2 separate regions of the Homo sapiens genome follow, and region 1 is linked to region 2. Evidence: chromatin contacts called from ENCODE Hi-C or POLR2A ChIA-PET data. All regions are on one chromosome and are shown on one strand. The core of a region is the stretch at or near the end of the contact, and the rest is flanking DNA. Distances in the headings are between cores, read along the strand shown.

Evidence for each region. A loop is a pair of places that touch in the nucleus more often than their neighbours do. ChIA-PET counts read pairs that join two places held with the same protein, here RNA polymerase II (POLR2A). Pooled maps may share reads with other maps.
Region 1: a map of B cell shows a loop between it and region 2 (5-fold over the local background). The contact joins the promoter of ZNF594 here to the enhancer-like site in region 2. A Hi-C loop is called at or near these places in 16 of 168 maps with a recorded cell type or tissue (B cell, CD4-positive, alpha-beta T cell, CD8-positive, alpha-beta T cell and 11 more), 17 of 37 single-sample maps with no recorded cell type and 24 of 50 pooled maps. POLR2A ChIA-PET finds 5 or more read pairs at or near these places in 9 of 52 experiments (B cell, CD4-positive, alpha-beta T cell, HEK293 and 5 more).

The regions. Positions count from the first base shown.
Region 1 is chr17:5,189,157-5,194,146 of GRCh38, forward strand. ZNF594 (zinc finger protein 594) reads right to left here and starts at 2,712. Exons shown (of 2, transcript NM_032530.2): 1 at 2,592-2,712. ZNF594-DT (ZNF594 divergent transcript) reads left to right here and starts at 2,851. Exons shown (of 6, transcript NR_152840.1): 1 at 2,851-3,007. RefSeq lists a silencer at 2,647-2,846.
Region 2 is chr17:5,093,773-5,099,243 of GRCh38, forward strand. ZFP3 (ZFP3 zinc finger protein) reads left to right here. Exons shown (of 2, transcript NM_153018.3): 2 at 1-2,602. Among named protein-coding and RNA genes, the nearest start is that of ZNF232, 15 kb to the right of the region's middle. Within about 2 kb of position 3,844, at least 14 of the 41 ENCODE cell types and tissues checked have a DNase peak (open chromatin) inside an H3K27ac peak, as active enhancers do; they include B cell, body of pancreas, heart right ventricle and 1 more, where a contact is called at or near this core.

The DNA.
Region 1 (4,990 bases), core at 1,462-3,961, 94 kb after region 2:
GCTGGTCTTGAACTCCTGGCTTCAAGTGATCCTCCCACCTTGGCCTCCCAAAGTGCTGGGGTTATAGGTGTGAGCCACTGTGCCAGGCCATTTTTTTTTCACTTTTTTTTTTGGAGACAGGGTCTCTGTCACCCAGGCTGGAGTGCAGTGGTGTAATCATGGTTCACTGCAGCCTTGACCTCCCAGGCTGAGATGATTCTCCCACCTCAGCCTCCCAAGTAGCTGGGATTACAGGCATGCTGCAGCACACATGGCTAAGTTTTTGTAGAGATGGGGCTTGCCGTGTTGTCCAGGGTGTTCTGGAACTCCTGGCCTCAAGGGATCTTCCTGCCTCAGCCTCCCAAAGTGCTAGCATTACAGGCGTGAGCCACTGTGCCCAGCTTGTTTTGTTTTTTTCATACATGCTCTCATTCTGTCACCCAGGCTGGAGTGCAGTGGTGCAATCATAGCTCACTGCAACCTCAAACTCCTGGGCTCAAGCAATCCTCCCACTTCAGCCTGACACCATAGGCACACCACCATACCCAGCTAGTTTAAATAATTTTTTTGTAGAGAAAAGGTCTTGCTATGTTGCCCAGGCAGGTCTCAAACTCCTGGCCTCAAGGGATTCTTCAGCCTCCCAAAGTGCTGAGATTACAGACATGAGCCACCATGCCTGGCCAAAAACAAATTAGATTAGAAAACAATAAAAAGTAGTGAGAAGTGATTTGACAATGCTGAGGAAAGAAATGGAAGGGCAAATAAAAAGCATTATGTAGATGAAATTCACATAAGGAACAACAAAAATAATCACTACAAGGTCACAATGAGGCCTGGAGAAATAATAAAAAATGAAATGAATACAAATGTGATTACAGAGAAAACCAGTAACTAAAGAAAGATAATCAAATACATATAATTAGTGTTCCTAAAGAAAAGAGCAAACACAGGCCGGGCGCAGTGGCTCACACCTGTAATTCCAGCACTTTGGGAGGCTGAGGCAGGCAGAGTACCAGAGGTTGGGAGTTCGAGACCAGCCTGACCAACATGGAGAGAAATCCTGTGTCTACTAAAAATACAAAATTAGCTGGGCGTGGTGGCACATGCCTGTAGTCCCAGCTACTCGGAAGGCTGAGGCAGGAGAATCGCTTGAACCTGGGAGGCGGAGGTTGCAGTGAGCCGAGATCGCACCACTGCACTCTAGTCTGTTGACAGAGCGAGACTCTGTCTTAAGAAAAAAAAGGAAGTTGGCCATTAATTCAAATAAAAACAAACAGCATGAGCCAAGAAAATGTGTCTACACTCAAAGCTGGCCTAGGGGCCACTATTTTTTAACTTAAGAAATGCCACTATTTCATGCCCAGTTCTTAGTATCTTTTAACTATGTCAATCCTTTTTAATTCACATTCATGGGCACGCATTAGGTGAAGCTAAACAAAGAATCTATGCCTAGAGGAAGACTCACACATGAAACAAGGTAGTAAGAGCCTATGAATTAGATGCTAAAAGCGCTGCGGTGGCAATCCGGGAAGGCTTCCCAAAAGAAATGACTTTTGAAGTGTGATACCCTACTTTGTTTTAACCTGAGTGACTCTCTCCTAGCAGAGAGAGAGCCGGACAGACTCCATTTTAGTTTCTCCACTGGCAGCCCCCTTTCACCTCCCTCCCTTAAGGCATAGCTAGTGTAAACTGACTCAAAGCACGTCCAGGAATGCACCTACTGATAAGATATTGAGGCAAGCTGCACCAGCAGCTCCTGGGGACGCGCTCGGTGGATGGCAAGCAAAACCCCTGCATTTATCTCTTTGTGATAGTTTAAGCCCGTGCAATTGGAACTGTTTATATTTTGTAACTGCATTTGTAACCAATTAATTTTTCAACTTTTTGCCAGTTCTGCTTCTGTAAAAATTGCTTCAGCTAAAATCCCCCCTCCCCTATTTAGACCACGGTATAAAAACAAAACTAGCCCCTTCCTCAGGGCCGAGAAAATTTTGGGCGCTAGCTGCCTCTCGGTTGCCGGCTAATAAGGACTCTTTAATTTGTCTCAAAGTGTGGCGTTTCTCTGTAACTCGCTTGGTCACAATAGAAGCTGCTCCTAAAAGCAATGTAGACCCTTACAAAGAGACCAGCCCACCTAAATCCCTCCCTTGTTTGAACTCTAACAGTCCTAATATTTTAGACTGAGTAGTAGAACATATATGAACAATACAGTTCATTCCTGTGGCTTAGTCTAGCCTCCCCAGCGGGGTCACTCGTGGGATGCAAAAACCAGATTTGGTTACATATACAAATATACCTGGCACAGATGTGGGCGAGGAATAATCAATTTATGCCTGACGGTGGATTCTGGGCCTCGGGAAGATGCCGTTAGCGGTACCCACAGGAGGGAACTGGAACAGGCAAGAGTAGCGGGACAGGGCCGGGAATGGGGCACGCCGAGACCAAGAAGCCGACCGAGAGCAAGAAGGCCCAGTCATGCGCACCCGGCGCCTACATCCTCCTGCGGTCCCCCAGGCCTCTCCCCATAGGCATATGAGCTCTGCTCCACTCCTCGCTTGCCGGTGGACGCAGGCGCCGCGGCCGCCAGCTCTGTGAACGCAGCGGGGTCTCACCTCCAGGCTACCCCCAACCTCCCGCTCGGTCGGGGGCCCCTCCACGGCCGCTATCACTGGGTCGCGGCTCCTAGCGCCACCATCTTGGACCCCGCGCCTGGGCCAGGCGAGAACTTCCGGTGCGCTCCCCGGGACTGCGGTCCCCCAGTCCGCGCCCCGCCCAGCCGTCCCCCGTCGGCTCCAGCCAATCCGCGCGCGCTCCCCTGGCCGTCTCCCACCGGATCAGGTGTCTCCTCTGCGCAGACTCCTCCACGACGCCAGTCGGCGCTGGCGTAGCTCGGCTCAGCCCGGCGGAGTCTGACTTCCGGAGGGCCAGCGGCGCGCTGGCTGGTTACCAAGGTTACCGCCGAGAGGCCGCGTCCTCAGCTGGTCCTAGACATGCGTGGCGTCGGGGCTGTGGCACGGTCGGGTCCGGGGTGAGTGACCCCTTCAAGTAACTACGTTTTTGTTCTGCCCTTTTGTTTTGTTTTTGAGATGGAGTCTCGCTCTTTCGCCCAGGCCGGAGTGCAATGGCGCGATCTCGGCTCACTGCAGCCTCCATCTCCCAGGTTCAAGCGATTCTCCTGCCTCGGCCTCCCCAGTAGTTGGGATTACAGGCGCCCACCACCACGCCCTGCTAATTTTTGTATTTTTAGTAGAGACGGGGTTTCGCCATGTTGGCCAGGCTAGTCTCGAACTCCTGTTCTGCCTGTTCTGTTTTCATCTTTTGTTATTGTTCCCTGCATGCATTTGTGGTCTCATTCATTGATGACTTCTATTTGCAATGCCCGGTCAAAGGCTAGGCGATACAGATCCCAACAAGGACAGCTTAATGTTTAAAAGTGTAAGTTCCGAAGTGAGAAAGTCAGACACTCAGAATCCTTGCCCCACCACTTAGGGGCTATGTGACTTTGAACAAGTTACCTATTAATAGCTTCTTCGCGCCTCCGTTGCTTCATTTGTAAAGTGAGGTAAATAATAGGACCGACCTCACTGACATATGTATGTGAAGTTTGCATGTGGCGAAGGCCAGATACATATTAGTTATTACTATGGAGATGATGTTGGTTCGCGTAGCGTAGGATCGTGGTAAGGGTTATATATGTATGTAAAGATGTAAGATGTCCAACCCCAAGCCTTTCCGAAGCAAAACTGTCAGTGCACTAGTCACTTTGGCTTCTCATATCTCTCTGTCCCAAACTTTGGGTTGCACGAATTATGCACGTTTCACTCTTGAATTTGTAAATGCAGCTACTACCAACTATTCCTTAATTTGCACAACTACATTTGAGATAGTATTTCATTGACTGTGTTACATTTTCATTGAAATACTGAGCCATGTCTCAAATAGACTTCAATTATAGTTGCTTTTATAGTTCCTTTTGCTTTACCTCTCTTAATAAGAGTGCACTAATAGAAGTTACTCTTTGGAATTTAGAAATGGGTTTTTAAGGCAGGGCACGGTGGCTCACACCTGTAATCCCAGCACTTTGGGAGGCCTAGGAGGCCGCATCACTTGAGCTCAGGAGTTCAAGACCAGCCTGGCCAGCATGGTGAAACCCCCGTCTCTACTAAAAATGCAAAACAATTAACTGGCATGATGGCAGGCGCCTGTAGTTCCAGCTACTCGGGAGGCTGAGGCAGGAAAATAGCTTGAACCCGGGAGGTGGAGGTTGCAGTGAGCCGAGATGGAACCACTTCACTCCAGCCTGGGCAACAGAGCAAGACACTGTCTCAAAAAAATAAAAAAAAAAATAGACTGTTCCGTGTCCTCTGCTCCTAGAGGCCCAGCCTCTGTGGCCCTGTGACCTGCAAGTATTGAGAGATCCACAGCTAAGACACCGGGATCCTCTGGGAGGCAAAAATGAGTTAGAACTCATAAGTGGGAGTTGAACAATGAGAACACATGGATAGAGGGTGGGGAACATCACATACCAGGGCTGGTGGGGGGTGGGGGGCTGGGGGAGGGATAGCATTAGGAGAAATACCTAATGTAAATGACGAGTTGATGGGTGCAGCAAACCAACATGGCACATGTATACCTATGTAACAAACCTGCACGTTGTGCACATGTACCCTATAACTTAAAGTATAACAAATAAATAAAATAAAATAAATGGGTTTAAAAAAAATCGTACAGGCTGGGCGAGGTGGTTCATGCCTGTAATCCTAGCACTTTGGGAGGCTGAGGCGAGTGGATCACTTGAGGTTAGGAGTTCAAGACCAGCCTGGCCAACATGGTGAAACTCCGTCTGTACTAAAAAATAAAAAAAATAAAAAAAAATTAGCCGCGCATGGCAGCATGAGCCTGTAGTCCCAGCTACTAGGGAGGCTGAGGCGGGAGAGTGGCGTGAACCCAGGAGGCAGAGCTTAAGTAAGCCAAGATTTTGCCACTGCACTCCAGCCTGGGCGATAGAGCA
Region 2 (5,471 bases), core at 2,594-5,093:
TGATGGAGGAACTGACAGGCAATTTACAACGGGATTATAAGTGAAGGCCTTAGAATCCAGAGGGGCCGATTAGGCAACACCAGGGGATAAACAATTGAGGTCACACTGCTCGGCATGGGCAGAAGCAGCTCTTCAGGAGCTGTCCACACTTCAGGGGTGCTCAGACTGACTGCTCCTAAGAATTCTGCTGCATATATTTTTAGCCCCATCTCCTGCCACTGCTGACAGATATTGTGACAGTAAGTAGCAGACAGGACTGTGGCTTCACCTCCTCCGGGCACCTGGCTACAGTGATGAGTCAGTTCACCTGATGACAAACCAGGGTCTGGCCTTGCCAAAGCACTTAAGTTCTCATGACCTGGACCGCACTGGAGGCCCTGGCTAAGTCAGGATGTCGTAGCCTCTTCTTGGTTTTGCCCCTTGGCCTTGAAATTCTTTTTTCTTGAATAACTTTAAAAAAATAGAGATAAAGTCTTGCTATGTTGCCCAGGCTGGTCTTGAATGCCTGGGCTCCAGCAATCTTTTTGCCTCAACTTCCCAAAGTATTGAGATTACAGGTGTGAGCTACCATGCCCGGCCTTGAAATTCTTTCTTCGCTATGTCTGCATGTTTTTTGTGTTCTGTATTTATTTCTTCTCCAAGGAAACAGCCTACATTTTCCATGTGTCCATGTTTCTGAGGCCGTGGGTGACAGTGGGAATTGCACTAATGGGGGCCCAACAGGCCTGGGGGCTGGTCTTAGCGCTAGACCTTGAACAAGGCACTTCACCTGCTGGTCTCCAATTTTCTCCTCTGTAAAATGAAAGAGTTGAACTAAGTGATCTCAAAAGTTTCAACCAGCCCGATAATTCCTTAATTCTTTAAAAATTTAACTTTATATATCTTTATTATTCTTTAACCTCATCTTTGTTACACTAATATTAGTCACTAATATTTATTGAGTGTTTACTACCTGACAGGCAGAGTGCCAGTTTACATTTTAATTTTCACATCATTTCTATGATGTGGGTACTCATTTTTTTAAAGCTTTATGAAGGTATAATTTACGTACTATAAAATTCACCTGTTTTAAGTGTTCAGTTGAATGATTTTTAATTTACATAGTGGTGCAACCATCAATGATGTGGGTATTCTTACCCCAATTTAAAAGATAAGAAGGGGCAGTGTTAAGTAATTGACCCATGATTCCACAGCTAGTAAGAGCGACAGCCAAGACTCCAAACCTGGTTGATGCTCTTAACCACTGTGCTATGCCGCAGGTAGGCAGATTCATTACTGCCTTATCTGAAACCCTTTGCACAGTTTCTATTACTGATTTCTATGTAGATTTGAATATAACAAATTTAAATCATGTCCTTGGTAACAGAACTGATCACAGCCAAAAAAAATTCACCAAATGGGTTTATTCTGTACTCCAATATAGGTGTCTTCCCAGGTTTATATCCTTGGCTTGAGAAAAGGGTTGTACAAATAGATGATTGCAGAGTTTCCACATCCTTCCAGATACCTCTGCCTCTAGCAGTCACACTCTTAGTAAGGGAAGTTGTTTGATTTACTTCTTCCCTTAGGTTGATTACAAGTGAAGTGCGCCGTCTTATTCCTTTTTCATTGCTGGAGCACAAATTGAATTGTGCCCAGACCGTATCTTTCTCACATGAAACCTGGATCTCACCTATCCCTTCCATGCCTGATTCCCGTGTTTGCATATTTTATTTCCACATTTACCTCTTGTCAGCCCTGACAGAGAATTTGGCACCCCTTCAAGCTTCTCCTAAACAATCTATGCACACAAACACCCCTGAGCAATATGGACTTCACTGAAGATAGTGTGTAAGCAAAGGAGAAGAGTTCACATTGTGCATCCTATTAGACATTTTGTTCTCAGAAGTACCTTACTGGCCAAACCAATGAAGGTTTTCCTCTTGTCCTCCCCTCTCAAGGCTCAGTCACCTCAACTTCTTTTTGCCTACTAGATATCCAATCCATCACCTCGCCTCCCCTGGCCCTAGCTCAATTACCCTCTTAAACCCATTCCTGCTCAGCAAAACTTCCTCTAGTTCACCATTCATTCATTTGAACATTAGGAGGCAATTTAGTGACCTGTTGTACCTGACCATGTTCTTAAGGGGGAGGTCTCACGTCTCATTCCCAGAAAAGTCTACCATATATAGATACATATTCCCCGCCCCGCCCCAGATTTCTGGTGAATGAAATCACTTGTATCTTATTAGGTACATATACGCAAATCCTTAACCTCAATTCTCTGTCCTCTTCATGTCTTACCCAGATATCTCAGGAAGATTTCTCTTTTCCTTCTGTTTGCCTCCCTCTTCGACTTACTTGGGAGTCAGCATCTGACCACAGTCGTGACTGGTAATGATGATTTGTGCAAATACTATCAAGGAAAGGACATGAATTGTCTTAATTTTAGACCCATTAAAAAACCGCACAGGCCTCAATCTTAAAAGTCCTATCTAAATACCCAGAAATACCCTTCAGAATTTTTGAAGCTATGCCCATGTACAAAATTTTCTTCCTTCCCTAATTTTAATGGTATACTAACACCTTAGGTAAATAAAATATTTCTTTACTATTTTATTGATACAATGCCTTTGTCATGTTTATTCCAAATTGCATTATGTTTCACTATGGATTTAATAAGGACTTTGTTTACCAGTTTCATCCCCACCTTGTAAGTTTCACCTTACCTAAATACCCCCACATGCTTGTTAGCTTCTGGTTTTGCATACAGTGTACATTCTGTGTCCTTGATCTGCTTTGCTTGGTGAGATCCTTCATCTTAAATAACAGGACAAGTGTTATCTATTGTGCGTGTGTTGGTATACACGTTTTTCTTCATGATTAGCAACTTAAAATATTCCGGACCATTTGTATGGCCTTTAACAAAAAATCACCTTATTACTGAAATTTCAGGGTGGCGGCGGGTGCTGCTGATTGTTTACCATTAAATTTTTACAAGTGTTCTGACTCCTGGCGGATGCCAGGTTCTTAATGCTGTTAAGTCATGAATCTTCTTTGAGAACCAGGAAAGCTCTGCCCGGAAAAATGTACATGCAGTTTCAGATAATTTATGGACTTCCTGAAACTCATCCTCTGAACCCTGTTCCCCAAATCAAACATTTAACTTAAAAAAAAAAAAAAGACCGAGTCACTTCCCCAATAATTTCCTCTTCACCGCACCCCTCAGCTTTTGGAATGAAGCTATGTCAAAAAGACCTGCCTGGGTGAACCCCTGCAAATGGAGGTCAGCTGGACCTCAGTAAAAGCCCAGTGGGAAGGAGCGGGGACGATTCTGGCGATCACATGAGGAAGGGAGCAGCCTCAGCAGCGCAGGTGGACACAGTCGTCAACCACTCGCTGGCCGCCTGCGACGTGAAGCACCTGCGCTGGGCGCGGCGGGTAAGCGCCGACACTAGCGGGCGCCTGAACAGTCCAGCGGCGTCAGCGCTGCGGAGCAGGAAAGGGTCCCAAACGCAGGGCGGCCATGCAGCGTGGCGCCCACCTGTCCCTCTCCTCGAAGCGCTGAGCCAGCACGATGCACATAAGGGAAGGAGGAAGGTGGCTTGAGGGCAGTGACCGAGCGGACAGCGGAAGCCCATTTCAGGAGCCCCGGTACCCGAGCTCGGGCCCCTTTCCAATCCCCCAGGCGTCCTTCCCATGTCCTTGTCTCCTAGTCCTGGGAATCCACGGCCACTCCACTCTCCTGCAGTACCGCGGACAAGAACACCATGTACTCTTCACAGGCAGGTGTCTTCTGGTGGACCCAACTCTGTTGGTACTTGTCGTCTCCAAAAAGTCCCCAAATGCGCTAGAGGCCAGCCAGCCCGGTATCCGAGAGGTAAGAGCCCCGGCGGCGCAGGCGGAAGCGTGTCTGTCGCGAGGCCTCTCTAGGACTCCGGGAGGACCCCTCGTTAGCGCAGGACCTCGGCAGCCGGGGGTTGGGCTCGAGGGCTGAGGGCGGCGCGCCATGCGCGGATTAGCTGCCATCCGGCGGGTCTTTCTGCCGGGGACCAGTGGGGTCGGACGCTGAGGGCCGAGGAACCCCGCCCCCCCACCGCACCGGGCGGGCTCTGGGGCGTCCGCGGAGGCTCCCGCGTGCGTGTGCGGGGTGGGGTCGGGGTGGCAGTTGGGGGCAAATCAATGGGCCTGTACTTTTGTCTCTCCGCCTGCTGGGATTTGCAGTTTGTGAGGACGTTTCACATCTCACGGATATTTACGGAGTCCCTTCCACGGCCCAGGCTCTTCTGGACACCAAACCAGGCCTAATATAACTATTTAATATCTAATTATTACAATTAAACTTATTTGCAGTCGGGAAGCATAGACTCAAAACACGAAAGGCAGGGTTGGCTTTAGAAAGAAGTCACTGTCGTCTAAGACTGTCAGAGGGGCTAAGAAGATAGGTATGGAGGGCCGGGCGCCGTGGCTCACGCCTGTAATCCCAGCACTTTGGGAGGCCTAGGCGGGTGGATCACTTGAGGTCAGGAGTTCGAGACCAGCCTGGCCAACATGGTGAAACCCCGTCTCTACTAAAAATACAAAAATTAGCTGGGCGTGGTGGCGTATACCTGTAATCCCAGCTACTCGGGAGGCTGAGGCAAGAGAATCACTTGAACCCGGGAGGCAGATGTTGCAGTGAGCCGAGATCGCGCCATTGCACTCCAGCCTGGGCGACAGAGCCAGACTCCGTCTCAAAAAAAAAAAAAAAAAAAAAAAAAAAAAAACCAAGGGCTGGGCGCGGTGGCTCACGCCTGTAATCCCAGGACTTTGGGAGGCTGAGGCGGGTGGATCACGAGGTCAGGAGTTTGAGACCAGCCTGGCCAACCTGGTGAAACCCTGTGTGTACTAAAAATACAAAAAAATTAGCCCGGCGTGGTGCCAGGCGCCTGTAGTCCCAGCTACTCGGGAGGCCAAGGCAGAAGAATCGCTTGAACCTGGGAGGCAGAGGTTGCAGTGAGCTGAGAATGCCCCACTGCACTCCAGCCTGGGTGACAGAGTGAGACTCCGTCTCAAAAAAAAAAAAAAAAAAAAATTAAGAAAAAGAGAAGTATGGAAGTTATGAGTGTCAGAGACAGTGGAGTTGATCATTTGAGGCCTTTGGCTAAGAGGGACGGTGGTTATGTGCTGGGAGTGGGCAGAGGTCTGGGAGGCTTTCTGGCAGATTATCCAGAGAATCATCAAGAAAGGAGCAAATGCGGTCCAGGCGAGATGGCTCACGCCTGTAATCCCAGCACTTTCGGAGGCTGAGGCGGGTGGATTGCCTGAGGTCAGGAGTTTGAGACCAGCCTGGTCAACATGGTAAAACCCTGTCTCTACTAAAAGAACAAAAATTGGCCGGGCATGGTGGCACGCGCCTGTAATCCCAGCTACTCGGGAGGCTGAGGCAGGAGAATTGCTTGAACCTGGGAGGTGGAGGTTGCAGTGAGCCGAGATTGCGCCACTGCACTCCA